Linked DNA regions of Mus musculus: region 2 is linked to region 1. Evidence: chromatin loops called from intact Hi-C (ENCODE). Cell type or tissue: left cerebral cortex. All regions are shown on one strand. Links, peaks and the distances in the headings refer to the core of each region. The heading gives the core; the rest is flanking DNA. Region 1 overlaps Galnt2 (polypeptide N-acetylgalactosaminyltransferase 2). Region 2 has its middle 12 kb from the start of Gm42054.

Region 1 (14,869 bases), core at 2,471-10,470:
CACAGACAGGCTGCTTTGTGTTATTTCCTTTTGTTTTTTACACTGCACTGGGGGTTGGGCCAGGGTTTGCTAACACTAGGCCAGCGCTCTCTGCTGAGCCCCAGCCCCAGCCCCCATTTTCACTCAACTCCCCATTCTGTAGCTCAGCCTGACCTTAAGCTCCCTATTCTTCTGCCTGGGCCTTGTCAGTAGTGGAGACAGCAGCGCCCCCTCTGGCCCTGCCGTTTAGTCTCCTGGTGTGTTTATGTTGTCTGTTTTACCCCAAGTCTGCTCAGTTCAGAACTGATTCAGAGACTGAATCAGGTGAAGCTCATCTGGCTCATGGTTCTAGAGGCTGCTGCTCTAAGCCGCTGCTGCTGCTGCTTGGCCCCTGGTGAGAGCCTGCGCTGATTTACAAGGCAGCCTTGGGGGAGCCGTGGGCAGGACCCCATGCTCCTGGCTTACCCCTTCTTCCAGTAGACTTGTGGATCTTGAATCCCGTGGGTCCGTCGCCGTCTTTGACGCAGACACAGTTTTGTTTACTAGCCAGTCCTTGCTTTTTTTGTCCCTCCAGTTGGTTGACAGAATTTGTTTTCTACTTATAACTCAATTAGTTGCCATTTTCAGCAAGAGTAGTAATTAGACAAGTACTGGTTTAATACTAAGAATAAAACTCTGCCCGTTCTTTAATGAGGAGCACATATGCTTGTCTCTGTCCCAATCCCTTTTTGTTCTGTTTGAGATCTGGGCATTAGATAGATTATGACAGTCATCTTAATTTTTGTGATTTTTTTTTTTAATTTGTGTGCATGAGTGTTATGCCTGCACGTGTGTCTGTGTGCCACCGTGAGAACAGTGCCACTGGGTTGTGAGCCATCCTGTGGGTGCTGGGAATTTATCCCAGTTCTCTGGGAGAGCAGCCGGTGCCCTGGATCACTGAGCCGGCTCCCCAGCGCCCTGTCGTCGTCCTTCCAATAGTCGCCATCCTTCTTCCAGAGAGTTTAGTCTGGAGGATGGAGAGATATCACCTATGTCTCTCAAGAGGACGCAGGTTTCATTCCCAGCGCCCACACCTGGCGGCTCACAAAGCTCCAGGGAATCCCATGCCCTCTCCTAGCCTCTGAGGATGCTGCATATACACTCACATACACGTAGAGCATTTTCATTTGCACAGTGTTGTACACACAGGTCCAAAACTGCACTGGTGTGAGGTGGTTTCATGCTTCCTCCTGCTTTGTAACTTGTTGCCCCTTTAAGTTTTTTTTTTTTTTAAATGTGATTACACCTTTTTGATGTTATTTGCGTGCGGGTGCACGAGTGGCAGTGCACATGCAGAAGTCAGAGGACAGCTTGAGGTTCTTCCACTGCCTGGCTCCCAGGGACTGACCTGCATTTGCCAAGCTTGGTGGTAAGCGCCAAGGGTTGAGCAGCTCATGGGTGCTGCCTGAAGAGATGGGGTAGTGATGATGTCCTGTCTATAGCATGAATGGTGACGGCCACCTCCACGCACCCAGGGATTAAATACCTGTCTATCCTTATCTCTGAAAACAGAGGATCCAGCATGGCCTGCAGTTGCCAGCTGATCTGTTTGACAAGGGCAGAACATTGAAGGCATCTGTGGTCAGGCAGTTTCCAGACCTCCTGCTGGGCAGAGCTCAGGATCTTGGCCATCCGCTCCATGTAGGGAGAATGGCCACCCTACAGAGCTCCGAGGCTCTGGCATTCGGCCTGGAAGAGATAAGCACAGGGGGGAACGTAAGCCGCTCACCCAGGCAGTTCATGGGAAGGTTGCCCTGGAGCTCAGCCACTTGGATGCCAGAGGAGCGGAGCAAACGGAGGCATGGATGGCTCCGTGTGAGGCAGGACTGGGCCATCCCACGTGTGGAAGCTGTAGTTGGAGGATATCTGCAGCTGGGGACTGAGGCAGGCATCTGGGGAACCCAGGCAGGCATCTGGGGGACCCAGACAGGCATCTGGTCAAGCAAGGGAAGGAGTGCATTGTGGTTCCTGTTGGCTGCTCTGCAGCTGAACTCCTGGGAGAGCTCTGTCATCAGGAGGAATGAGTTTAAAGGGACAGGTCTTGCTTTGACTCTCAGGAATGGCTGCTGGTGAGGTGTTCTTAGGGAGATTAAGGGAGCGCTCACAGCACTGTGTAAGGCTGTTATTTTCTCAAAGTTTTCCATTAAAAGCTAACGTCTGGAAAACGGAAGGTGGTGGAAAGTGGGTGATAGTCCTGATGAAAGAGTTTCACTGCCTCCTGCGACAGCTCAGCCTGCAGAATGCACCCCATGAGGCTCTGCAGGTTCAGATTTCCTCTGTGAGCTGGCACCACCTCCCAGGCTGCCCAGCCTGAAGTGTGCCAGGCCAGCTACTGGCCCCGTCTGTGCTTTTGTGCTGAACCCCCAGCCTCCCAAAGGGCACGGAGCTTTCCGAGGCAGGGCGGTCAGTGAGGCAGGCAGCGTCTTGTGCCATGAGGTGATGAGTGCTGTGGTTTTGAACTTGGCTCCTCTGATGTTTGTGGTATGTGGTGCCAGGACTATAGGGCGTGAGAAAGCTGTTTTAGGTTAATAATGGTGACATGAGATAAACAAACCCAGGGTGAACAGGGCTTGTCAGACCCTGGCAACCAGACCTTAAGGAGCCTAATTTCAGAGCAGTCTGCAAAGGTCATTAAGTATTTTAGGGTTCGGTTCTCTGGTGTTAGAAGACCCAGGGCATTCTGGGTAGATATCAGGACTGGCTAGGAGCCAGCTGGGACCTGGATGTCCGTCTTGCCCCTGCTGTTGGGAGGGCCACTAAGCATTTTGGTTAAGCAAGCATTATATAACAGCTAGTTTGGTTCTTTTAACTGTTTTTTTTTTTTTATATCTGCCTCAATTTTTAATTCAGAAGTTATCAAATTGTTCACCTAGGCTTCTGGAAAATTCCATAGCAACCATCTTGAAATGTAGAGCTGTCTGTGCTATTTTGCTGGGCAGAGCTTGAGACATGTATCTAGCTCAGGTAGGATGGGGTGGGGCTGTTTCCAGCAAGCCCATTCTGTGTATCTGACTGCGGCTGGGTCTGCCGTATGTGCCGTTGGCTGTGGTTAGAGGCAGGAACTCTGCTTCTGCAGTATGCTGCTGCCATGAATAGCATCTCTCCACACAGTGTGGAGGTCTCTCAAAAAAACAAAAACAAAAAAACAAAAAAACCACAAAACCATATCTTCTGACAACGGAGCCATACCACTCCTGGGGATTTACCTAGAGGACATTCAAGTCAAGATCACACAGACAGACACTTGCACATTGACAATTACAGCAGCGGTAGTCACAGCAGCCACGTTACAGAGGCAGGCCAGGTGCCATCAGCGTGGGGAAAGGCAAGGACACTGGGGTTGTTTTCAGCTGTAAAGAAGGAGCCGTCATGCCATTTATAGGAAAATTGATGCAATCATATTAGGTGAATAAGCCAATCTCAAAATGACAGACATCACACGCTTTCTCTTATTTGCAGATCCTAGACTTTATATAGACTTTATATACATAAAATCATGTATGTATTTATGACAGGAAGGTAGAAATGAAGCCGTCTAGGTTGGAACAGAGGAGGCGCTTGGGAAGGGAGGGAGAGGTATATGGGAAACAGGCTTAACACAACTACATGTGTATATGAAAACTTAAAAAATAGTTTTTACAAATGAGTCTAAGGGTAGCTGCCTCAGCACAGCCTGGGGCTCTTTGCCTGGCCTGCTTGGTTACAGGTTACAATCAGTGTTCCGCAGAGCCAGGCACCTGCATGTGACTCAGCTCTGGGTATCCCCGGTGAGCCTGCTATCCCCTGGCCAGGTCCGGCTTTGTGATGGTGGTCAGCTGTCTGTAGCTTTCCAGCAGCTGCTCACCCTGGATGCCAGCTCAGGAGTGGGGAACGTGTTTCCAGCTCTGGCTTGGCTAGCACTCCGGCCACACAACAGGCTAGATGACTGTTCCAGACACTTTGGAAACATTGTATCAATTGCCAAGGCAGCCACTGAGATGACAGATCTGTCTTCCCCCAGCTGAGAGGAACTGGGGGGGGGGGGGGCGAATTCAGGCTTCCAGTGAGCCACTGCCTCTGCTCAGGGCCTACATCCTCCCAGTGTTCCTGTGAAAGCAGTCCTCACTGCACTTCCGTGCCCCAGCTGGGAAGCTGAAAGATCTACCTTAAGTTCTTCAGGGTTTTGAGACTTCTGATTGTTAGCATGCTGTAGAGACTCACACGTCGTCCGGTGAGTGGCAAAGGCAGAAATCAGACCAGCCACAGGGCTCCCAGCTACGTTATCTTCCCACCTCAGCAGCAGGAACAGACCTCAGCTCAGGACAGAGTGGGGCACATCTCACTGTCTTCACAGAGCCAGGAGGCTGTTCCCTGTTCCCAGTTCCTCTTGGCAGAATATAGAACTCCCTACATCTCCAGGTGAGGACTAAATTCATTCAAGTCAACTTGGTTCTTTATATGGGGTAGCCTGGTCTATTCCAACTCAAGGTGTCAGAACCGCAGGCTAACCCTGAAGCAGAAGGAAGTGGGGGAGGGAGGCAAAGTGAGCAACCCAGAGGAAACAGAGGACTGTGTGCAGCTTCTCTCAGATACGCCCCCAACGATCTGTAACAAAACCAGAAACCTCTGATAGGTTGTGTGTTCATGAGACACCCAGAGCAGCTAAGATAATAAGACAGTTGCAGGTACATGTCTACGAAAAGAAATGTAAATGGAATAGATATTTTTCTAGGAAAATATTACCAAAATCACTCAAGAAATAGAAGGCACGAGCTGGGCATGGTGGCACACACCTGCCATCTCAGCTCTCAGAAGGGGAGAAGTGAGAGGTTGCGAGGCCTTGGGCTTGCGGTGGGGTGAGATGAGAGCAGGAGCGAATCACGGCAAAGGGTGAAGAGCGTGGAGTGACTCAGTACACGGTTACCGGTGCTCCTTACTCCTTGACGGAGACTAGGCAGGGACAGTGTGTGTGTCTGCTCCTACGTGGGAACCTGACCACAGCAGGGTGGTGTGGCAAAGCTGTGTGCCCAGGCGAGCAGCGACTATGTGTCCTCTCCGTCAGCTGAGTCCTCGGAGGTTGATACCATGCTGTTTAGGGATGTATATATGCCTTTTCTCTGTGTGATTAGTTAAAAGCATACCTAGGAGTGACAGCGCACCAAATCTGGGTTAGAGGTTCCCTCTCCCGACACTGGGGGTTGGAAAGGGCCTGAAAGGGTGGTAACTGTTGCCTGTGAGCTGCCGTAAAGACAGGACCACAGAGTGAAGGCCCTCCTGCTTGTCACTGTCCCTACACGGGCCAGTGAGCTACATCACTAATGTCCTGGTGTCTGTCTTAATTAGGGTTTCCATTGTTGAGAAGAGACACTATGACCAAGGCAGCTCTTAGAAAGGACAACATTTAATCAGAGCTGGCTTACAGGTTCAGAGGTTCAGTCCATTATCACCAAGGCAGGAACATGGCAGCGTCCAGGCAGACATGGTGCTGGAGAAGAAGCCAAGAGTTCTACATCTTGTTCTGAAGGCAAACAGGAGAAGACTACTGTCTTCCAGGCAGCTAGGAGGAGGGCCTCGAAGGCCACCCCCACAGGGACACACATCCTCCAACAAGGCCACAAGTAGTGCCACTCCCTCTCCCACGGCCAAGCATATTCAAACCTATGAGTCTATGGGGACATTCCTAGTCAGACCACCACAGTGTCACACGGGGTGAGAAGAAACCCAGGAACCCTCATCACCCTTCTGACCGTATCGTTGCTAGGACTTGACCCTCCCCTTGGGTATGTACATGTTCTGGCCGGTTTCTTCCTGTGTATCCTCAGCTTCACCTGTGTGATGCCCGTGGATAACGCCAGGACCAGTAACATGTATTACTGGCCACAGTGACATGTATTAATCCCTGCAAATGACCCAACGGCATTTAGGATCATCCAGTGTATGTCTGCAGCATCCGTCTGTCCCTGGGAGTCAGCTGGAGCTTTGATTTAATGTCAGAAATAGGAAAGCCAAGAGAAAGGAAAACCTTTTGTGTGTGTGAAGTGCGAGGCACATCCAGGAGAGGCAGGATCCTTCTGGAACTCTTTAGCTAAACTAAGGGTTTTCAAAATCTTTTAATTTGACTTTTTAATTTCCATACACACACACACACACACACACACACACACATTGTATTTATGTAGTTTTCCCTAGCCCCTCCCCTGTCCTCTCTCAAATCCATGGCCTCTTTCTCATTATTGTTACACACACATACACACACATGTATATAAATACAACCTGCTGAGTCTATTTGGTGGTGTGTGTGTGTGTGTGTGTGTCTGTATGTTATCTTTATGTGTCTGACTTGTCAAGTTGCCATTTTAGTGGACAGGAAGCTTCCAGAATGACAGTGCCAGTACCAAGTCTTTGGAGCCTCTAGTGAACCAGGGCCCAGAGTGGGCTTCTGCGTGTGTCTGGGAGAAGAGACTCCAGCTGCCTCGTTCTCTTGCTGTTGCTCGCTCTCCATCCTGCTTGGCTGGGAGGAAGCACCCTACAGCTGATGGACTTGTAGCAGCTGCCACCCTGGTTCCCACTGCCTCCAGAGCAGCTAAGACTGGCTGACAGGGCCAAGCAAGACTCTTTAAATGCAAAATTAATTGCTTCTCTTTTTAAAGCGGTTTGGTTCCTCCGGGGCCTCATCTGGGTTGAGTGTGGGGCTTATCTGGATCTGTGCGCACACTCGCTCCACCCGTGGGCTGTGAGAGCCTTCAGCTCGCACTCCTTAAGAATGGGATCTCGCTGAAGCTCCTGAGTGCCCAGACCTGAGCCTGAGCCTTAGGAATATGCAGAGGAGTTTTAATAAAACGCTGTGTAGCAGCAGCCTGCTTGTTCCAGCAAATGCTTCCAGAGCCCCAGGAGACTTCCAAAAGCTCCTGGAAGATGAGCTTCCTGCAGAGACGAGGAGAATGAGAGACTGGGGCGTGATTGGATGGGCCCGGAATCCAGCGCTCTGAGAGTGAAAAATGCTATCCATCTTCTCACGGTCCCACTCGGCCCTGTGGGTCCCTGGAGTCTCCCAACCCAGGTCTGCTGGCTCAGTCACTCCTGGGCTACGTGGGGACCCGGGTACAGAGGGCAGTGAGCCTCGAAGCATGGAGCCTCTCCCCCTTACAGCATTACAGATTGGCCTCTTGACAGTGAAGCCATTTGGTAATTTGTTTACAGTTGAAACTTGATAGATTCTTCGTTCATCTACCTTCCTGCTAATTTTTATCAATTGGCTTGTCCATGAAGGCTCGTCTACAGTGAGTGAGATCAGATGCTAACTGTAGAATTCGTTCCCTGACTCCCCACAAACAACTGCTATACAATTTTTTGTGTGTGATTAATTAAAAAGAATGTACTATAATGACTAAAATTAACCGACGCCCCTTCTGCAATTGCAGCCCTAATTGCTTTATAATTGTGCTGCTTTTCTTGCTGCTGCTCACAGACTGCAGGGCTGGGCTCCTCTCGACAGTCCTGGGGAAGCACTCATCTCGGGGCACCTGCCTTGCCCTCTCCACACCTCTCTACTGGTGTCCGGCGGCTGCTATGCCAGCATCCAGCTCACTGCTCAGCAGTTGAGTGTTGAGCCCTGACTGAGCTCCAGGGTTCTTCCAGAATCCACCTCCTTTCCCACTGATTTCCATTCAAGATAACTGGGGGAATCTGATGAGCTGCAGGGTAAACTGAGTCTTCGGTGTGTTGGACCCATGGAAGGCTCTGCCACTTGAAGAGATGATAAGGGCAAGGAGGGGTCCAGAGGCAGGGACTGGATTTGTGGGTTCCCTCCTCTTCAGTACGCCCTGTCAACCCGGCTGCTCTGCTGGGCTCCTTCTCAGTCTGGTGTCACTGGCATCACCATTGGCCACTTGGGACTCTGGCTGTACTCAGACACAGCTGACAGTGTCCCAAGGCTCTGACAAGGTCTTCACCCTCCTAGGGGAGTTGTGTAGAGACTCTGGGACACTGCTCTCTGCCTGCATCCCCAGAGTGGCCTGGAAGAGTCCACGTGAGTTCTGCTGAGCTGGGTCTTACTTTACTGAGTATTTTGACCATGTTATACTTGTTATCCTCATCAGAAGAGGCGTGGCTTTAAAACTGGTCTTCATTGGCTCAAGTGTAAGGCGTCCACAGTCAACGCAGAGGCCCTGTGCGGCTTGCCATCTTTGCAGGCCTAGGTTGTTATGGCCCTGTACGTGAGACAGGCCTAAGGTGCCTGCCCACCTGCCAGTCCGGCTTCCATGACACAGCCTGCTCCTCTGTCACCAGGTTACTGGGAGAAGGCCTGGCAGGCAGTATGAAGGACGGCAGGCAGTGGGTCCTTTGATACTGTGAGAGCCAATCACCCAATAGGCACCTTGCCTGTTGTAGGCAAAGCTCAAGGTAAGAAGAAAGCAATGGCTGGCTGGCGTAGGTCCCCCAAGGGGGGAAAAAATGCTGAGGACTGAGGCAGGCGTGTGGCTGAGGAGTGTCTGTCTGGAAGTGGGAGGCTATTTCACTGCTTTAGAACACGTGCCTTACATGTTAGAAATCTCTTCTCAGTTCATACAGCTTGCAGAACGCCCTTGTCTGTAAGCAGAACCTGGCTGTAGCTCCTGCTTCCATATGTGCGTCTGTGCCAGAACCTCCCACAGCTGGCAGGCTAACCGCAGCCTCTCGGTCTTGGCAGCCCACTCTGCTTATCGAGCAGGGATGATCCGTCATTGCGGGGTGTATCCTTTGTTCACAGGGCCGGTCACTCTGTTTCCTCAGGTGTCAGCGCAAGCAGTGGCGAGTGGACCTGCCAGCCACCAGCGTGGTGATCACATTCCACAATGAAGCCAGGTCGGCCCTGCTGCGGACGGTGGTCAGGTGAGGCCAACGGATAGCTCCCAGCGTCTCATGGGAAGTGTTTGGGGCACCTGACAATGGCTGCACCTCAGGTGCATCAGCTGGGGCTACAGACAGGACATCAGCTGCCAAGCATGGGGTAGCTGTTGGCTCCTCGAGCCAAGGCCGGGGACCAAAAGAGAGAGGAAACTTCCAAGCAGAGCTCCGCCCTTACAAGGCTCCGTTCCTCTGTCTTTCCTCAGTGTCCTCAAGAGGAGTCCACCTCACCTCATCAAGGAGATAATCCTGGTGGATGACTACAGCAACGACCGTGAGTTTCATCAGCCTTCCTGGTTTGGGGTGTCTGGGAAGAGTGACCTAATACAGTCTGGAGTGGAGTAGGGACCTAGGGGCAGAAAAGAGATGTCCTCTGGAGACCCTGGGGGCAGGACTTTGCATAGGTGACCAAGTATGTGGCCTTCCAGCTCAGAACCCCGTGTAGACTCAGGGATCACTATTGTCCACCTCTTTTCTCTCCTTAGCTGAGGACGGGGCCCTCTTGGGGAAAATCGAGAAGGTGCGGGTCCTCAGAAATGACCGGAGAGAAGGTAAGGAGGTCCCCCCTGCTCGTCACTTGTGAAGCAGCGTGTCTCTGCCCTCGTGAGATGGTGTGTCTCTCAGTGCCTGTGCGGTGGTTTCTCGCTAGTGTGACAGATGCAGTTTAAAGAAAGAAGTGTTTATTCTGGCTCATAGTTCCAGGGATGCAGTCCACCGTGGTGACAGGAACATGAGGCAGCTCGTCACGTGGGCCCACAGCAGGCAGGCAGAGATGGGCGTGGGAACTCAGCTCATGGGTCCTCCTTACACAATCCAGGACCCCGGTCCATGAGATGCTGCCACCTACTTCTGACCTAACCTTAGAAAATTCCTCTCAGACATACCCAGATGTCTGTCTCCTTGGTGATACTAAGTCCTGTCATATTGACAGTCAAGACCGACCATTACATGCCAGCCTCTGTGTGAGTGCAATACCCTCTCTTGCTCCAGAGGGAAGAAAAGAAAAGAACGCTTTATTCAGAATCAGATATACGGGAACACAGAGCGAGTCAGATTGTTCCGAACGGCTGCTGTGGTGGAAGAGGGGCCGTGTGCTTAGTCACAGAGTACAAAGTCCTAAGTCGGTACATAAACAAATATATTGGTAGGGACATGAATTAGACAGATCACAATAGAGCGGAGGAGCCTCTGCCGTCGTGTCAGATGTATTGTGGTTGGTGGTTAACAGTGATCTGCTGGCGATCCGGCGGTCATAGACACTGGAGATGCTTGGTCCTAAATGAAGCTTGGTACCGAGTGGACAGGCCGCTGGGGCTGAGAGCTGGCTCAACAGTTAAAAGAGCACTGGTTGCTCTCCGGGAAGACCCGGGTTCAAGTCCTGTCTGTAACTCCCAGTCCCAGGGGATCCAGCATCCAATCCTTGTCTCTTCAGGAAGAAGGCACATGGTGCACAGATACACATGTCTGTAGGCAAAATAAACCCATACACATACAATTAAGATTTAACAAAAACAGTAGCGGCCAATGACTTACGACCTGCAGCATTCAAACTTTCCCTTAAGTTCTAGTCAGTATTTATCTTCTACACAGATATGGCTTCTTCAGATTCCAGTTCCCACCCACCTTCCTTAGCCCACTGAATCTACTTCAGGGAAATCTCAGTTTATGTGTCTCTCCCTCCACCAGAGCCACCCAAGAGCCCTGTCTCAGTAGATGCAGGAAGGATAGTCAAAGCCTAAGTTAATTGGAATTGTTTGTACATGAAGCTATATTTTCAAATCACATTTATATTTACACATTTGGAAAGTTGACTTCTGTCTTCTGCCTGTAAAGTCCCATCAGTGGCTTGGCTGCAAAGGTTTAGAGAAAATGTTAAAGCCTAGCTATGAGGAATACAGTGTCTCCATGTTCCAGGCATGCCATAGAATCACAGATTCAACTTTGACAGCTCACTGAAGGAGAACTGTCCCAAACTGGGAGAGAGAGAGCTGTCATCTCATGCTGATGTGACACTGCAGACGCCAGCTGTCAGTCTCATCTGTGTGGGAAGCTACGGGAACAACTGCCTTCCCACAGCCAGGTCTGGAAGCCCCTTGGGGCGTCTCGGGTGTGCTGCTGCTGTTTGGCCTCACCCTCTTCCAGTTTCCAGCAGTTACAGAGAGATGACACTCTGGACACTCCACTGTGTGAGGCTGACGTGGTCATTCCCTGGTCGGCTCAGACTCTCTTCCAGGTCTCCATGTGTGGCTCCAGGCACAGCAGGAAGAAAGATCTTTTTTTCTTTTTCCTCTTCTTTTTTCTTTTCCACTTTTTGCGTATGGGTGTTTTTTCCTGCGTGTATACTACATTCAAACTTGGTGCCTCTAGAGGCCAGAAGAGGGTGTCAGACCCCCTAGAGCTGGAATTAGATAGAGTTGTGAGCCGCTGTGTGGGTGCGGCAAATCAAACCCAGGTCCTCTGGAGAAACGGCCAGTGCTCTTAACTGCTAGGCCAGTTCTCCAGCCCAGCAAGAATCTTTTTCTTTTTAATATTTAAAAATTCCGTGTGTGTATGCGTCTGTGTGGGTAGGTCACATGTGCAGGTACCCATGGAAACCAGATTAGGGCATCAGATCCCTAGGAACCAGAGTTAGAGAAGGTTGGGTGCTGGGAACCAAACATGGGTTCACTGCAAGATCAGTGAGTGCTCGTCACCACTAAGCCATCTCTCCAGCCCCCAGGATCTTAAAAAAAATTAATTAATTTTAAAAAATCATGTATTAAACAGTGTGTGCTTTGCACTGTGCTAGACGCTAGAGAATGCAAGGATAAATTGTGACAGTTATTCTTCCTGCCCCTCGGGTGCTTGCATTTTAATTCTGGAAGTAAATACACATGTGAAACTGTCATGCAGACTGCTAAAGATCGCAGGGCAGCACATTAGTCATGGTGGGCTCCGAGCACTGCTATGTCACTGATAAGACTGGCAGCCTTACCGTCCACTCGTGTCTCAGCACCACCAGTGGGGACCGAGGCTTTAGCATGTGAGCTCGTGTGCAGAGGGGTGGCCTCAACATCTCAGTCAGACACTGAAGACTTGGTCCTACACATGACGAGGGTGCTTTGTTTGCACACGTGCATTTGGGGTAGATCCCCTATTTATCTAACAGTTGAGCTCTAACTGTGACCTTCTGCAGTTTCTGTAGGAGGGCAGAGATGTTTTCCACACTTTGTTTACTTGGCAAGGCTCAAATCCCAAACCCTGTGTCCATTGGAGGAGAGAGCAGCTGAGGCCTCTGCCACCTCCGGCTGTGGCCGTCCTTGGGCTGCTCTGCTCCTGTGGCCCCCTGAGCCAGGAGCTGTTAGCCACAGGCTTCCAGGACTTGTCCCCAGATTGGGGGCCTTCTTTTCCTTTCCAGCCTCCGTAGAAGCCCTGCCCTTGGTCTGCTGACACCTCAAGCTGAAAGGACTGCACTGCAGCAGAGGGGAGGGCAAGCCCATGCGGACCTGGGCCTTGCTGCGCCGTTCCTGCTTTCAGGCCTTGAATCCCCTCAAGTTCCCTTTTTGAGTGACTTCTTGGAAGCCCTTTCAGACAGTTTCCACTTACGTTCAGCTCTGCAGTTGTAGCAGTTACCCGAGGAAGGGTTTGAACGGCTTGGAGTTGGAAATCTCGTCTTTTTACCCTGATGTAGCATATAGTTGATAAGAGTCATTGAAAATCCATTTTTCTTGTTTATAAAGGAACTTAAAATACTCGTCCTTGCTCATTGTAAGGAGCCCCATCCTGCCCAGGTGCAAAGTGTCTTCTGGGCTCAGTACATGGCTAATGATAAGACTGTACATGAAGTACCTGTTATAATTGATCACAAGCCGTTCGGGCAGAATGGGGCCAAAGATGACCCTGGTTTTTGTATCACAGCCACACGGGTTTGACTCAATGCCCTGTTGTCTGAAGACAACGCTGTTTTCGATGCAGTTGCCAGGCCCACCAGACCTGGCACCATTAGCTCTCAGGGTGTGGTGACACCTTTGCTATCCCAGCCAAGTAGGGACCTGGAGCCTCGACAGCAGGGTGCTTTAAGCCATCCTCTGGGTATTTGACAAGGGTGATGTCTATTAGATGAAGAAAGGCCTTTTTCAGGGACAGTAGCCTTAGGAAAGTTATCTTTCCCGTCACCTGATGAGCCATTTGAAGTCCAGCCTGGAATCTATCCCATTGACTGCTGGCATACAGCTCCTCGGTGATGAGGCACAGGGACTGCTAGCTGTGCCAGGCTAGCTCTCAGGTAGAGCTCCCACTACTCATGCACTTTGAATTATCTCCGCAGGTCTAATGCGCTCTCGGGTCCGGGGTGCCGACGCCGCCCAGGCCAAGGTCCTGACCTTCCTAGACAGTCACTGCGAGTGTAACGAGCGATGGCTGGAGCCACTCTTGGAGCGGGTTGCTGAGGTGAGCCTCTGTCACACAGAGGGTTTGTGTTACGTACACTGGCTGCAGGTTTCCTTGTCACTAGGAAAGATGTGATGCCCTAAACGTTGTTTCCCGATGTCCCATGGGTGCAGGACTGTCACTGCAACCAAAGACAGCTTTCATGGAGCTGGCAGAAGCCTGGCAAGATGAGGTGGCTGGTCACCTGCCACACACACAGGCATGCATGTGTGCACATGTGCATGCAAACAAAGAGAAGCAAACAAGCTAGCAGAGTGCCCCGGCGGGCTTGTCACATGACCTCTGGCCATGCTGAGGCACATTCCACCTTCCGGAAGTGTCCGCACTGGTACTGTGTTTAGCCCAGCGTTGTTTTCCTTGCCCTCTGCTTGTCTTATTGACTTTCTTTCCTTGCTGCTATGAAAGTGCTTCCTTGGGGGCAATGTAGCAAATGAAAGGAAACAGGATGAGACGCTCTGCCCGCCACCATAGCACACGTAGCAACAGCAAGTCACAAAATACCGAGCAGCCAAGAGCTGTTAGAAGTCCACTCTCTGCCCTTTACTGGTCTCAGGCAGCCGCTAGGTGAGGAGACTGAGCTTCAGGGGGTCTTCAGTAACATCCGGAATCACACAGGAGGCAGGGTCACCACTCTCTAACACACTCTCCTGTGTCCTCCCCTGTCCCTGCCATGTGTTCCCCAGCTTGGCCAGCTGAGGAGAGTGCGGGCCAATGCGATGGGTTCCTGTGATTCTCTTCTCATCAGAAGGAATGTAAAGATTAGTCTCGTATATCCAGGGCCAGCCTGATGGGAGCACAGGGGTGGGTTACTGAGTGATGCTCTAGTCTCCGTGGTCCAAAGCTTGCTTTCCCGTCAACCTGCAAGCATGCAGGTGGGGCGGGGCTCTGTCATGCCCTTGGAGAGTGCTTCTGAGCTCTGCTCATCCTGTTGCTGGCCCTTCAGCTAACAAGCGTTCTCTAAGTAACTCAAGAGCCACACTCGCTCTCTCTCATGAGCAGTCAGCCTGAGGCAGCACTGAGCAGGAAGGTCAGAGGAGGTCGGAGGCCTCGTGTTGGTGCTCACACAGTGGCTCTGTGGAAGGTAGCCATGGTCGGTACAATAACAGAGTTGAGTTCAGAAATGGAAAGTGCAGTCAGCTGCTGTGAGGTGATGAAACCCCTTCCTCTCACACCAGTTGTACCCAGAAACCGTCCCTGGCTTTGTAGTGTGGACACTTGAGCCTGAGCTATGCTGGTGCAGCTCACGAGAGGGCAACAGGCATATCGTGGTTGCGCTTAGTTCTGTGACACTGAGATCTCCCCTTGGAGCCACTGCACAGCCCTGGTCTGTGACAGGGAGAAGAGGCAGCAGAAGTGTCTAGTCAGCTGTCCCCTCTCATGCCGCCACCCTGCACAACCTTGGGACAGTGGTGTCTGTTGGGAAGGCCTGTTGGGATGGCAGCTCTTGCTTCACTGGGGTCGTAACTTACAAGTATCTTTCCTTCCTTTGTCCCCCTCAGGACAGGACCCGAGTTGTATCCCCCATTATCGATGTCATTAACATGGATAATTTCCAGTA
Region 2 (14,869 bases), core at 2,623-10,622, 140 kb before region 1:
TCACAGTTTAAGGGTGCAACCTCATGAAAGAAAGTCATAGTGTCAGTATGAGGCAGTTGGTCACAGGACATCCACAGTCAGGAAGCAGCTGGTCACAGGGCATCCACAATCAGGAAGCAGCTCATCATAGGGCACCCAAAGTCAGGAAGCAGTTGGTCACATGGCATCCACAGGCAGGAAGCAGCTGGTCACAGGGCATCCACAGGCAGGAAGCAGCTGGTCACAGGGCATCCACAGGCAGGAAGCAGTTGGTCACATGGCATCCACAGGCAGGAAGCAGCTGGTCACAGGGCATCCACAGGCAGGAAGCAGCTGGTCACAGGGCATCCACAGGCAGGAAGCAGTTGGTCACATGGCATCCACAGGCAGGAAGCAGCTGGTCACAGGGCATCCACAGGCAGGAAGCAGCTGGTCACAGGGCATCCACAGGCAGGAAGCAGTTGGTCACATGGCATCCACAGGCAGGAAGCAGCTGGTCACAGGGCATCCACAGGCAGGAAGCAGCTGGTCACAGGGCATCCACAGGCAGGAAGCAGTTGGTCACAGGACATCCAAAGGCAGGAAGCAGAGAGATGAAGACAGATGCTGGGCTTGCTTTCTTTTATTGGTCACGGATCCTAGATCATAGAACAATGCCTAACACATTTGGAGTGATCAATATTAACTATTCCAACTCCTGTCTCAGTAAAAGGGTCCAGGCGTGTTGGCAACCTGGGCCGATGATCACCAGACTGTGACATTACTGTCTAGGAGGCTGCCAGGCAAATGTAACTCACTCAGGAAAGCTGCTTCTCCAAGCACTGTGGTCCAGCTCTCATGGGTTTTCTGTCTTTTCCAGATACACTCCAGATACTGAAAACATACATCATTAATATTCCAGAGCCCTGTTTCAGTACACAGAACAGCAGTAAAAAACAGCTCAGCACCTGAGACCCACAATTCATCATTCAAATTCACTCTGTTCAAGTATTCATATCCTGCAACAGTGTGTCCCTGGAGGGGCAAGTGAGCCCAGAGGACGCCTCACAGGATCCAGGAGACAGGGAAAGAATCCAAGGGTAGGAATGAAGGGTTCTGGAACAATCTGATGATTTCACATAAGGCTTTTCTCCTCTTGATACACTGGTCTCAGTGTCTGGCCCTGACAGTGCAGGAGAGGCAATGGCTCTCCTCCCAGCACAGGAATCACCAAGCAAGGGTTCTTTGAGCCATCAGGGAATAAATTCTGAGGACATTTTGCAAGTATTTATTTGCCATGTAGGATGTGCCACACACTGTATTTGGCACAAAAGATGAGAAGTGCCTAGCTCTCCACCCAGACTTGGCCTGGGCAGTCAGAATGGAAGTGAACTGCCCAGCACAGCAGGTGAAGCCGAGAAGAGTTCTGTGGAGTGAGGACCCACTGGTCTCACCTGCTGGGGGCCATGTCTCACAGCTTCTCCCAGGGTGAGCATTTACAAGGTCTGGGAGGGGTTGCTCCTCATCTGGATCTGGCTGTAGCTGCTTCCTGGACAAGGTGAGAGACTGTGCCACCGAGGCTGGAAAGCATGGGAACTCAGCGTCCGTCCGGGGTCTCCACCTTGGATTTCAGTAGAGCCATGGGATTGCATTGAGCTAATTTACCATCACACTTTTACAGGCAAATCCTGGGAACTAGAGTGAACTGCTTGAGTATTGGCTGCGCTCATTAAGGGTGTATATATATATATATATATATATATATATATATATATATGTGTGTGTGTGTGTGTGTGTGTGTGTGTGTATATTAGGAAAACATCAGCGGCAACCTAAATGTTAAACAACAGGGAGGAAATTAAGCAAATGAAGCAATCCATGCATCTGGTGAGAAAGAAAATAGCGTCAAAAAGAACATAAACTGCTCATTCGGTTTATCTGGCAACTCGGTTGAGTCCAAGGAATGCAGCATCGAACAAGGTGAGCAGAGCCTGGGACTTGGGTTCTGCTGGAGGAGTGAGCCAGCTACTGGGCTGTAAGTGATGCATCTTCAGGGGAGAAGGTTGCTCATGGGTCAGGGGTCAGGGGTCAGGGGTCAGGCATGGCTCTGCAGGGCAGAAGTTGTGCAGTGCCCTGAACAAAGATTGATCAGTGTAGAGAGGACAGCAGGGAACAAGTCCCTGAGGTTGGAGTGTGCTCGAAAGGGCCCACAGCCAGTGCACTAGTTATTTATCTCTGTGACAAAATCATCCGAGACATGAGAAGCATCTTCAGGAAGGAAGGGTATCTCATCATGGTGGGAAAAGTGTGCCATCAGGGGCTTGAGGTGTCTGGTCACTTCCAAAGTCAGGAAGGAAGGAGGAGAGCTGGCCTTTGGGCAGGTGGCAGTCTCTTCCTCATAGAGATGCTTGCCGCCCCCACCCTGACCCACTGTTCTCTGCTTAGTCCTGACTCACACAGACTTCAGGAGGAGAGCTATGGTCTCAGAAAACCAGCAAAGAAAGTACTTCGGGGTCTTCAGAAACGTTAGGGAGGGTGACCCATGCCAGCTGAAAGGCTGACTTCTTGTGTGGGAGGGTCAAGCTCGCCTAGTAATGTGTAAGCACAGATGGCCGGTATCCCTGGGAGAAGCACCCCTATGCAGGCTGTGTTTCATCTCTTCCCCGTTGTTCAGCAGAGCCTGGGAGTGTGGAATGCTATGAGGTTCTTAACACTTTTAAGTTCTTAAACCTTGGTCTGACAGAAACCTTGTCAGAGACTAGATTCCTCAGAAAGCAGGTGCTGAGGGGGCTTAAATGTGAGATGTGCCCCAGAAAGCCCTAGGGGTAAATAGGGTGTGTGAGGAGGAGGCAGGGTTGGGAAGTATGGTCAATTAAACCATAATTTAGTTGAAGACCTCCAGGGAGGCCCATCAGACCTGGCCATGTCGTGCCCATGGGGCAAGTCTTGGATCTTACATAGAATAAGTGTCCATCTGAAGGTTGACCAGAAGGAGCAAGACCTTGGTCCTGGGGACTATAAGGGCTGAAGGCTGCAGATACCTGATAATGGCAGAAACCTTTCCGGAAACAAGGACCTGAGCTATGTCATGGGCATGTAGTGATCATGCATGGAAGAGTGATAGATGCTCTGAAAATCCTGTATTTACCAGAATTTTCTTATTGGAAGCAAGTCCAGAAATTCAGTACCTTGCCTGTCACAGTCTCTACATAATTCCTTTTCTGAAACATAGAGAAACCTCAGGCCTCATAAAGCTGTCTGTGCTCTCAGATGGATGCACAGTTCTCTGTGTAGCTTTGTCCTGGGGTCCAATAGTCAACCGCGCCAACCTGGGAGTTCCGTTTTAAGTAGAGAACAGACTCTTACACTGCAACAAGATTCATAGTGATTGTTTGTATATCTTGTCTGTCATCAGGGGGCAAAAGAAGAAGAGGGAACCTGGAGTTTCTGGAAGGTTGTAATGTATAAATGAAGTTGACTTCTTCAGGCCTTTGAGATTCATAGATTCAGAAACAGAAATGGGCCACTCCAGGCAAGGAGGGTTTGAGCAGTGTTAGAGAGTAGGCCAGGGACTGCAGTTGCCTTTTTCAGAATGCCTGTCAGACACCAGATGGAGGGTGAGTGTGCTTTAAGCCCTCCTGGTATGTTGATCTCCAGAAATGGCTGGCTGCTGGAAAGCCCTAATGATGGGCTTTGCCAAGGGCAATGGGGTTCTGTGCGGTTAGGTGAGGACAAAGGGTGGACGGAGGAAAGGCAGGCACATTCACCAGGCAGAGGAATAATTAGCAGCAGTAGTGATCAATACCAAACCACAGGCCAGCTCTGAAGCTGGACGTCTCCTTCCAGCCGTTTATTTATAATGTCTGTCCCAAGGGTGTCTGCTCCCTCATGAGCCCCCACTCTGGGATTCCATCCAAGGGGTGTGGCAGTGGTGGATCTATCACATCGAGCTAGCCTTGGCATATCAAAGACTCCCCCCTACCAAAAAACCAAACCAAAACAAACAAAAACCTGACAGGGCTGTTCCATAATCAGCCCTCTGGGGGCATTATTTTCCAAATTGCCATGTTGGGTCACAGCAGCACCTGTATGCAGGTATGTCACTGGACACACTGCATGAGCACACAATAACACAGTGCATCCTGGGAGTTCAGCATGTCTTTATCTGCAGCTGTCTTTAGTTTCTAAGCTACAAATGTCCTTTGACTGGGGAGGTCTACCTTAAACAGCCCTCCTCCTTGCAAGGACAAGATAGCCACCCCTGTAGTTCCGTGCTCTACCTCATTTGCCTTTACAAACGGACCCACTCGTTCCTTCCCACCCCTCCTCATCCGCAACCTGCAGGAGCTGAGAGACTCAGAGTGTGGTGTACATGGATCTATAGGGACATCTGTGTGGCTCATGGCTTCTGGAGGAGATCAGGCAGGAGCTCAGTTTGAAGCTGACCACCAGGAGGGGAGGGGTGATGAGCACCAAGCTGACAAAGATCTGATCCCTGCACACAGTTCACTGCACATCCAGGTATGGACAGGAGTTCGGGGTTAAAGCTGATATGGTTTTAAAAGTCCACATCAAGAAAAGGAATATAAAACTACTGTCTATTTACAAAACACACAGGGGCACTTTGCCAGAGCCTCTCCCTCCGTGTAGGAGAGCGTCATGGGCTTTGTAGTAGTTTTAGCTTGGACTGATGGGCCCCGCCTGGGTTTGGCAATGAAGAAGCTTTGTGTAGAGGACAGTAGGGAGACGCCATTTGCTTATTTAGTGTGTTCTACAGCCAGGCATACCTCTCCCTCCTGCCCTTGATCCCTGCCCACAAGAGGCTGCAAGCAGAGAAACTTCCATGTGTCCCTTCTGGCAACCCAGAGTATAGAGCCTGAGCTGGATTTTAGCCCAGGCTCGCCCACCACCATGCCTCAGCTCAGTCACACTCCATGCCTTTTTACCCAACTCTGGCATCTTCCCCTGCAACCCCCCCCCGCCCCCCCCCCCCCCGCAGACTGGGGCTCTGGCAAGATTGCTTGCAGAGGTTTTCTCTGACCTGCCTACGCCACTATCATCATGATTTCTGTGTCCTCAGAGACGCTGTCATCCGGCTCTCATGTGACACTGGCATTACTCAAGTCGCCGTCTGCCTCCCACCCATGGGCTCATTCAGACCTCCCTTGCTAAGTGTGGATTCTGAGCCAGACATTTCAAGGGCTTTACGAAATGATGTACACTGATTGGAAGGGAGCCCGAGAGGGCTGTTTACACATTCCTTGTCCGTCCTCGAGAACTCTAGGCCTGAGCGTGACTGAAGCATGGTAAGGGCATCAGAGAGCAAGGGAGACAGAGATGGTGGTGACAGGCACGAGTATTTGTCACTTGCCACCCCACGTGGGCTGAGTATGCAATGTGTCCTTTGGCAGCATGAGCTCCTACAGGCAGCGGCTAGACCTCACAAGCTTGCCTGTGTATTCTTCTGAGAACAGCACAGGCCTTTCATACAGCGTTGGGTAAAGATTTGTGGCTCACTTGGTTTCTGTGACTCCGTGACCGCCTCATGCAGCTGACAGTCACTCTGTCCATCTTCCCAGCCTCAAGCGGCTACTCGAAGATCTGTCACTTTGGGTGTAAGCATAGACACCAAGGCACTCAGAACGCCATCTCCTTGCAAGCTCTTTCTTCTCTGCAGATCTTCCTCAATGGAGCAGTGGTGACTGCCAGCTCCCTGAGGCCTTCCTGGCCAAGCTTGCCTCTGCTCTAACTCAGCAGCGACACAGGTAACCTTCAAGTCTCATAGACGCTGACGCTTTACAGCTTGTGTAATCTGCAAGGTAGGAATGTAAAGATGGAAGGGACTCAGCATGGCTTTCAGAGAAAATGGATGAGCATTCTACAGCTTGGCCTCAGAGAGAATATGCCTTTATAAAGACACACAGAGGTTCAGTGGGCTCTTGGAACTGCCCATAGCAAGTCGATGAGCCGGTGAGCTTCAGGCATCGCTAAGAAGTGATCCGTTCCAATCAGGACTCTTAGAGTACCAGGAGCTGCCTTCTTGCAAATGCTCTGGCTCAGTGGCAGTGAGTGTGGCCTTCTGCTACACCCCAGGACACCAGCCACGCTGTCTTTCTTGTGTCTCAGTCTTCTCCCTTAGGTTGTTCTCAGCATCACGATGTTCACCTGCTGAGTTCGGCCCTGAACTTATTCTGGCCACAGGCAAGGAACAGGCTAGGGCTTCTTCATCTTTTGGAAGCCCCATTACGGCTGCAGAGGGCTGAGGAAGCATGACCTGATATGAGTTCCTGGAGTGTGAAGCCAAGAGAAGCAAAGTACACCGGGAGATAGAAAGGTCCAAATAATAACATAATTTATTATTATTATTATTATTATTATTATTATTATTATTATTTTGAAACAAGGTCTCATGATGTAGCCTAGTTCAAATTAGGACTGTCATACAGTTAAGGATGATCTTGAATTTTTTTTTTTTTTTTTTTTTTTTTGGTTTTTCGAGACAGGGTTTCTCTATGTAGCCCTGGCTGTCCTGGAACTCACTCTGAAGACCAGGCTGGCCTCGAACTCAGAAATCCGCCTGTCTCTGCCTCCTGAGTGCTGGGATTAAAGGCGTGAGCCACCACCGCCCGACTAATCTTGAATCTCTTGATCTGCCTGTTTCTACCTCCCAAGTGCTGGAATGACAGGAGTATCACCATATGTAGTTTTATTATGTGGTCCTTTGGGCATGATAGGGTAGGCAAGCACTCTATTAACTGAGCTACATGCCCAGTTCCCTCTCTGCCTGTCTCTGTCTCTGTCTCTCTGTGTGTGTCTCCCTCTGTGTGTCTCTGTCTCTATCTGTCTGTCTCCTTCCTGAGTAATCCAGACTGGCCCAGAACTCACAACAGTCTTCTTACTTCAGTCTCAAAGGTGCCGGAGTAATGGAGTATGCTACCATGCTTGGCTTTGGGGGGAAATGTGAGCAGTGTTTTGCATCTCCTGGGTCTCCGGAGGTAGAGAGGCTGGATTGTTAAGTCTGCCACAGAAAGGGTTTCTAGAACAGTTCTTGGCTGCTCCCCTGAGGGTGGTGACGCAGCTGCTTAGCATCCTGGCTCTCTCAGTCTCTGTTTTCATTCCCCATCAGCACTAGCTGCTGTCACTGAAGACTCCAGGCTGCCTCCCCCCCACCCCCTCAGTGATTCCAGGTTTTCAAACAGCCTCCTTTTTTAGCCAGCTCCAAGTCTCCAGAGAGCCCTGCCTCTTTTCATTTATGAATTACCACCTCACTCTTGCCCTCAACACCTTGCCCAGCCTCCTCTGGGGGGTCCCAAGTGGATGGCCTTTTCTATCACAGTGTGGCCCTGTCTCTATTCAATACCTCTACAGAATTTTCCAGAACCAACTTCCTCTATAGAACATAGATTGCTACTTAGCAAGGCCTTCCTCTTGCCTTGTGCCTTCAGGGCCACTGTACTGCCTCTACTGGCCCATTATGGAGCCTGGCTAGAAGACCTGACTCATAATGATTGTGAGGCTGAGCTAGAAACGCATATGCGGTACTTCAGTTGAGAGTCTAAATGAGTCCCCAGAGGACCACAGCTGTCACCTTCTCTGCTGCCAACTGTCATTGCCTGGCTCTATCCTGGGACTACTACTCACAAAGCAAGGCAAAGTCAGCAAGAGCTTGTAAGCAGCACCACCTGAGAGAGAGAGAGACAGAGAGAGAGACAGAGAGAGAGAGACAGAGAGACACAGACACAGAAACAGAGAGACAGAGAGAGAGAGAGAGACAGAGAGACAGAGACAGAGACAGAGACAGACAGACAGACAGACAGTGACAGACAGACAGAGACAGACAGACAGACAGACAGAGACAGAGAGAGAGAGACAGAGAGAGAGAGAGACAGAGACAGACACAGACATGGAGACACAGAGACACACAGAGAGACAGACACACAGAGAGAGAGAGACGGAGACACACAGAGAGAGAGAGACGGAGACACACAGAGAGAGAGAGACGGAGACACACAGAGAGAGACTCAGAGAGAGACAGAGACAGGAATGCTTGACTGCCACATGACACAGTGCAAGACAGTACAGAGCTCTGAGCTCCTCCGGCATTATAAATGCTAAGTGTCTGATTTCCTGGCATTTTGCCGCTTGTGTTAATTTATCCAGTTACCTATTAAATTCCAGAAGAATTAGATGCACAAAATATATTTTGGAGCTCACATCCTCACAAGAAAAATCCATGTTTAAAGGCTTTGGCTGTCCTGATATTAATACAGATGTCGATAAATAATGAAGTAGCATTTGGCACTTGGGAAGCTGCTCATTTTGCCTCACAGGGTTTACACACATTAACTACCTCCCAGCCAGCCCACCATTGTCTCTGAGCTGCCAAGATATCTCAAAAACACACCAGGAGCCTCAATGTTGTTTGTTGTTATTTCCTGGGATTTTTTTGAATGCATAAAGGAGAATTCTTTCTTTTTTATATTCAGTATTATTAAATATTCAAAAGTTGATTTTTTTTTTAGTCTCCCAAAGAAGAAAATTTCAGCTAAATCTCAGCCAGAGAATCTGACCCCAGAGCTATTACTTCTCTAGAATGAAGGAACATCTTGCCTGTGTGTGTGTGTGTTTGTTTGTTTGTTTGTTGGAGAAAGGATTACTCTGTGTAGTCCTGGCTTCCCTGGAACTCACTCTGTAGAGCAGGTTAGCTCTGAACTTACAGAGATCAGCCCACCTCTGCCTTCTGAGCAAATGCTGGAATTAGAGGTGAGTGCTACTGCCTGGCACCTGAGTGGGGAAATGTCTTGTTCTGCTTTCATGACAAAAAGACCCACAGCCAAGTTGCCCTCCAGAAGCCATCCACCACAGTAGAAGTGGCACCCTCAGGGCCATTGACTACCCTCACAACACCAGGTTCCACCCATATGGTGACTGCACCCTCTAGACATGAAGGATATGACCATGGGGCTAAAGTTCTAGCTCCATATTGTTTTGACTTTAGGTTTGAGTAGCAACACAAGACTTACAGCCACCAGCCTCTCTGCAAGAAGCAATTTTTGGAAATAAGAGTCGTAGCCACAAGCGAAGTGGTTCCGTGACTGTTGTAAAACTCTAAACCGGGCAGTGGCAAGCAAGGCCAAAATAGAGCTCAGGGTATTTCCCCTTTTTCTGCTTCCATATGTAAGTGTGTAGCATGTGTATGTGGGAGCACAAGCACACATGCACACACGACGCTGGAAATCGTCTTCCGTTGCTCTTCTGCCCTTTTCAATGAGGCAGAGTTTCTCCACCCAACCCAGAGCTCAAGTTAGTTTAGAAACTGGCCTGGGGGAGAAACAGAACAGGACCTGAGGCACCACAAGGAACCATCGGGAAGGTGCACAGGACTCACATGCAGTGCTTAGGAATATGCAAGCCAGGAGGGCGGCAAACTTCCACAAGTCCAGAGGAAGGCTAGATCAGGGGACAAACTGGAGTAGTCTGGCCACGATAAGCTGCAAAGTCTTATTAAATCCGAAATCTGTTCTCTCTGAAGGAGTTGGGTCCATATAAGGTGCTGATGTAACAACGTACTCTGCCAGAAAAACCTCTAAGCTCAGAAAAGGTTCTTCACGTTGACCATTCTGCAACCATTTTGATTTTTGTGTTCTCGAAACCTGACTTTTAAAAGGAGCTTCTCAGTTCTTCAAAACAGAAACATCCGATGACACTAGAAAAATCTGCAGAGCCCTGAGGCTTGGGAAGGCTGGGGTTTGCTGCGTTAGCACACCGAGCTTGCTTCATTCCCGCAGCTGCCATGGCTCCAAAGATCTCAGAGCAGAAGTTCTCCTTCTTCACCAGGCCCCTCCATCTCTGGGATTCTTCTCACTGTGCACAAGGACCAAAAATCAGTTCAAAAACCAACTGTACAGTGAACCCGGGATGCTACTGAATTTCACTGTGGCCTTAAATCCGATGTCTCAGACAGCCTCGCCTTCCCAGCACCCAAGCAAACGATTCTGAACACACAGTTTGTACTTTCAAGCCCTATGAAGTCAGTGAATGACGCCTAAGACTTCAGCTCAAACACAAGCCTACTGTGTGCTATGCATTGCAGGGGGTTCTTTATCGATTTTTCTCGTCCTTTTGAGACAAGGGCCTATGTAACCAGCCTGGCCTCTCGCTCACTGTGTAGCTGGGGATGACTTTGAACTCCCAATCGCATGATCCTCATGACGTCACGCTGGCAAAACATGGCCACCATGTCTGGCTGGAGAGAAAAATCTTTATAGTGTTTACAAAGTTTTCTGCTCTTAAAGAAACTTAATGGTTTGATTACAGAAAACAAAGACCCTCATCTCTCATACGTAAGTTTCAAGTTTGTAAATCTCTATGTTAAAAATGGTCGATTTAAAAAAAATGCTATTTAAGTTGCTGGCTAGAGTTTCATTAAAGAAAAATCATTAAATGAGTTCTGGCTTGGAATTAAGACAGAATTTCCAATTTCCTAAATAGCTCTAAGTATAATTCTGTCGTGTTGCATTATATATTTATGCAAAGTGCTATTTTCAAACATCGACGATTAGAAAATTAAAATATCAATAAACTGAAAAACATTCAAGATTCTGGGTCCTACAGTATCAAGTGTTCAACCAAGCTTTGTATGTGTGTGTGTGTGTGTGTGTGTGTGTGTGTGTGTGTGTGTGTGTGTGTGTATGTGTGGTGTGTGTGTGTGTGTGTGTGTGTGTGTGCGCGTGTGTGCGCGCGCGCGAGCACACATATAGTCACAGGATATCTTGCAGAAGTCAGTTTTCTGTTTTTACTGGGTGGGTCCCAGGGATTGGCTTCAGGTCGCCACCAGCTTCGTGACAAGAACTTTTACCTACTGAGTCACTTCACCTGTCCTCAGTTAAAACTTAATTCTTTATTGCAGGTGGGAGATAACTAAAGCTGTTTCTTTACAAGTAACTGTTTAGCAATCTCTGGTACTACGAGATAGCTTCATGGCTCTGAATGTACAACACTTGGCCTTGATTATCTCTTAAGTATGTGAATTTTGTGGTTTGTGAATTGTATTTCAATCACGCTGTTGGGGGGAGGGACTACTTTTCAATGTAAAGATAATGATACGAACATGCAACTGTTACAAAAAAAATACATAATGAAGACTGGAGATGAGGCTCAACTGGTAAAGAGCCTGGGATGTGCTCATGAGAATCCGAGTTAGGATTCCCAGCATCCACATGAAAAGCCAAGCGCAGTAGACATCCCCATGGCCCACGAGGTGTAGTTGGAGCTAACTGGTCAACCAGTCTAGCCAAATTGGTGAACTCTAGGTTTAGTAAGAGATCCTAGGTAATAATGGATCAAAATACATTGTATAAATTCATGAAATTTTCAAAGAGGAAATATATAAAAAGTAAGGTCGAAAACGATTAAGGAAGACATCCGACATTGATATCTGCTGCCACACACACAGGCATACACATGCATACACAGGGAAATACATACATAAGAGAGAGAGACAGACAGACAGACAGACAGAGACAGCTCCCTAGAGTCACAAGTGGCCAAACAAAATAGAAACTAGTCTGTCTAGTCAGCATCCAGCATTTAGTATGTAAAGGAAGTAGGAGGTAGCATGCATTCATGTTTGCTCATATCTGCACGGGTGGATCCCAGATGAATGCCTAAGAATCAAGCATGCGTGTGGATGGATGGTGTCGTGGTTAGCTCCAGCTGTTAACTTGACACAAACCTAGAGGCACTTGGGAAAAGGGAGCCTCAACCGAGGACTTGCCTAAATCTGATTGAATTGTGGTGTGTTTGTGGGCATTTTTTTAAAGTCCCTAATTGGTGTAGGATGATGTAGGTCACAGGGGGAGGCACCATCCCTAGGAAGGGGGGCCTGGATTGCATAAAATGAGTAGCTGAATGTGACCAGGGAGGAAGCCATAAAGGGAATGGGGATGGACGGTGGGAGAACAGGAAGGGTGGTGGAAGTGGGGTGGGGTCGAGGCAGTGGTACTGATGATGAGCTGGGACAAGCTGACACTTGTGCCATCTGCTGGGTAAGAGTCACAGTAGGAAGCGGCTGTGCTGTGGGAGAGAAGGAGTGTTCAATGTGGATGCAGCATGCTTGCCTTCACAGAGCTCAACGTACTGAGTCTTCCTCAGAGAGCCATGGTGGCTGGCAGTGACTGCAGGGGTGACTGCAGGGGTGACCTGCTCTAGGGAAGGAGCCCACTGAGGTGGCAGGATGGCCTAGCTTGCTGGATCCTGGTGTGGGGTCTTCTGCCTCACGGCCCCAGCCTCATCGTTGACTTCTATCCAGGATGCTGGACAACAGCGTCCCCACCCGAAGGACCTCACAATAACAGCTTTCCGGGCATGCTTCAGACGCTTAGGGCCAGTGGGTCCCAGCTGCCAGAATTCAAGCTCCCAAAGGCCGGATGACTGTCACAGAGGCCTGCAGCTGACATTTGGGAACCACTTAGATAAATTACCTTAAGTGGTTCTTTTAAAAGACTTTGTTCTGCCTCCCATTTGCTGCCCCGAGGAGAGGTAAATTATAGTAATCCGTCCTGGTTCTCTCCAAGACAGAAAAGGTCTTGCGTCTATAACCTTTACTCACCTCGGTAACATTTCTCCTGGAGTCCATATTCATCACTTGAATACTCCGTCCACTGAGAAGCGAGGCTGCAGGAGCTGTTGGGAGAGCCTTCGCACTGCGCTAATGCACATGACATGGGGCCAGTGCTCAGGTGCACTTGTGCCCTGGCCCTCTGAGGGGCGTGGCATCTCCTGTGTGGGCAAAAAGCACACCATGCCGGGACAGAAGAAACTGTAGTCCTTGCTGGCCTGGGTTTCATTTCCCATTAATGGCTGAATGGAAATGGGTGAATTCTCAGATACATTTTAATCAGTCCTGAAATTACAGCGATGGTCACTTTAGAACAACCTCCTCTGAGTGAAGGATATAATGGAAGCATGTATGTGCTGCAAATGTGTGTCCATGCATGCACATGTGTGCATATATGAATACATGTTACTAATAAGCCCAAGGTGCATACATATACATATACATATACATATACATATACATATACATATACATATCTGTGTGTGTGTTCCTCATCCTTAGATACTCATAATTTTTATTCCCATTTTATGATACCTAAAGTGAGGCTGTGAGAATGGTGTTGTCTGTAAATGGGACTTGGAGGACACACACGACAGAATCAACCGCCATACATGCTCTGTGAGGAGACTAGCAACAGAGTCAGCCAGCACACTTGCTCTGTGGGGACACAGAAACAGAGTCAGCCGGTACACGTGCTCTGTGCCACCTGGATCCTCCACCAGGTGCCCTCTCCCTCCGACCTTAGCTCTGTACAGCTCCTCATGGCAGACTGTGGCTGGAGCTCAGGGTAAAGCCAAAGTGAGAGTACTTCTTATCTCCAGCTCAGATGCTGCACCTGTGGGGCTCCTTGCATCAAAGCTGAGTGGCCTGGAGATCTGCCTAAGGCTGCTCTGCTCTTGGCAGCACCGCACGCTGCACCATCTCCTTCCTGCCTTGTGTCAGCTTTGTCTGCCTCTCTTTATGTCCCTCATGCATGTTCGTCTCCTCATCTTCCATCTGCTTCCTGGTCCCAGCCTAGCTGCATGAAGGAAGGCCTGTCCTCTATCCCTTTCCCCGTCCCTCCTCTCTCTCTCTCTCTCTCTCTCTCTCTCTCTCTCTCTCTCTCTCTCTTTCTCCCTTCCCCTTTCCCTCACTCCCTCTTTTTTTTTTTTTTTTGAGGTCTCACACCATAACCAAGGCTGGCCTGAAATTTACTATGTAACTCAGGAGAGCCTCAAGTTCTCCCAAGTGCCAGAATTACAATGTATAGCCACACCTGCATCAATCTCTTTCATGGGGCCTTCATAATCTAACACCTCAACTCTATCACCTAGGAGACCGTTCATCATATGAAGGTGCAACACCCAGGTTGCAGCCCAGACTCCAGCAATTACATCCGGACAGTCTGTGATAATCTTTGCTTCAGGTCCATAACTTTGATTCCACCTCTAGAGTCTTTCTTGCCACATAACACAATACAGGGAAAGTTTTAGGGACTAGACTGTGAATCCCACTGAGGTGGCCTCCCTGCCTGTCACAACCCTCATGGTGAAGAGCTATATCTGAGAGGACAGTTGCTTCAGTATTGGAATGCCACGCAATTTAAATATAAAGCAACGGGAACAGCCCAGTCTCATGTCAGGACAGTTTCCAAACTACTGCTTTTATGATGGGATGCACTAGGCAGCCATTTAATGGCAGGGCCAGTGAGACGCTCATCAGGTGAGGGTGCTTGCAACTGAGTCTCATGATCTGAGCCTTGTGATGGAAGTCGAGAACTGACTTCCACAAGTTGTCCTCTGATGTCCACATATATGTGATGCATGTGTGCCCATACACAAATACACACACACACAAAATTTAAAAATAAATAAAAGAGAAACATAGCTGCATATGAGTATCTGTAGAAAGAATGTTTCTGTACATGATGCAAGAAAGTTTAAGTGCTATTTATCTAAAGAAAGACTATAGATTTATATTATAGGTAGTACACCATCTGTACATGTGGGCATATTTATAAGTGTTATGTTTGTCTGCGTTCTGTTGCCAGCAATATCATCTCCGCATAGGAGAGTCATAAAGAAAACATGTCCACTTTGTGCGTGCTTCCAGGGGTCAGGGTTGAAGCGATGAATGTGGAGGTGGCTTTTGCCAGCAGAGTCCCCAAGACAGTGTAAAGTGTCACAGGGTAGGAGACAGGAAGCACTCAGGTGTATGTCTGGGTCTTGCTCCCTCTTCTGAGCCACTTGGATTCAGTAGTGTTCCCCAACCAGGAAGCCTTTTGTTCTGATCAGCTCCCAGATGGAATCTCTA

Evidence for each region. Hi-C counts contacts between places; a loop is a spot of excess contacts. Peaks named below come from ENCODE experiments on the same cell type or tissue, not always from the same donor. Only the 100,000 strongest peaks of a DNase experiment are listed, where the experiment ranks them.
Region 2: a loop joins it to region 1, with 2.1 times the contacts of the local background. A loop is called at or near these places in 2 of 42 quality-filtered maps.

Annotation. Positions count from the first base shown.
Region 1 is chr8:124,314,903-124,329,771 of GRCm38, forward strand. It overlaps Galnt2 (polypeptide N-acetylgalactosaminyltransferase 2), which reads left to right. Exons shown (of 16, transcript NM_139272.2): 4 at 8,770-8,868; 5 at 9,090-9,157; 6 at 9,369-9,434; 7 at 13,190-13,311; 8 at 14,811-14,869. Among named protein-coding and RNA genes, the nearest start is that of Galnt2, 91 kb to the left of the region's middle. In left cerebral cortex, for the core only: no CTCF peak of the experiment used is centred there; DNase peaks (open chromatin) are centred at 3,915, 6,636 and 8,622; H3K27ac peaks cover 1,279 bases.
Region 2 is chr8:124,177,219-124,192,087 of GRCm38, forward strand. No RefSeq gene overlaps it. Among named protein-coding and RNA genes, the nearest start is that of Gm42054, 12 kb to the right of the region's middle. In left cerebral cortex, for the core only: a CTCF peak has its summit at 7,430; DNase peaks (open chromatin) are centred at 5,114, 5,590, 7,038 and 7,435.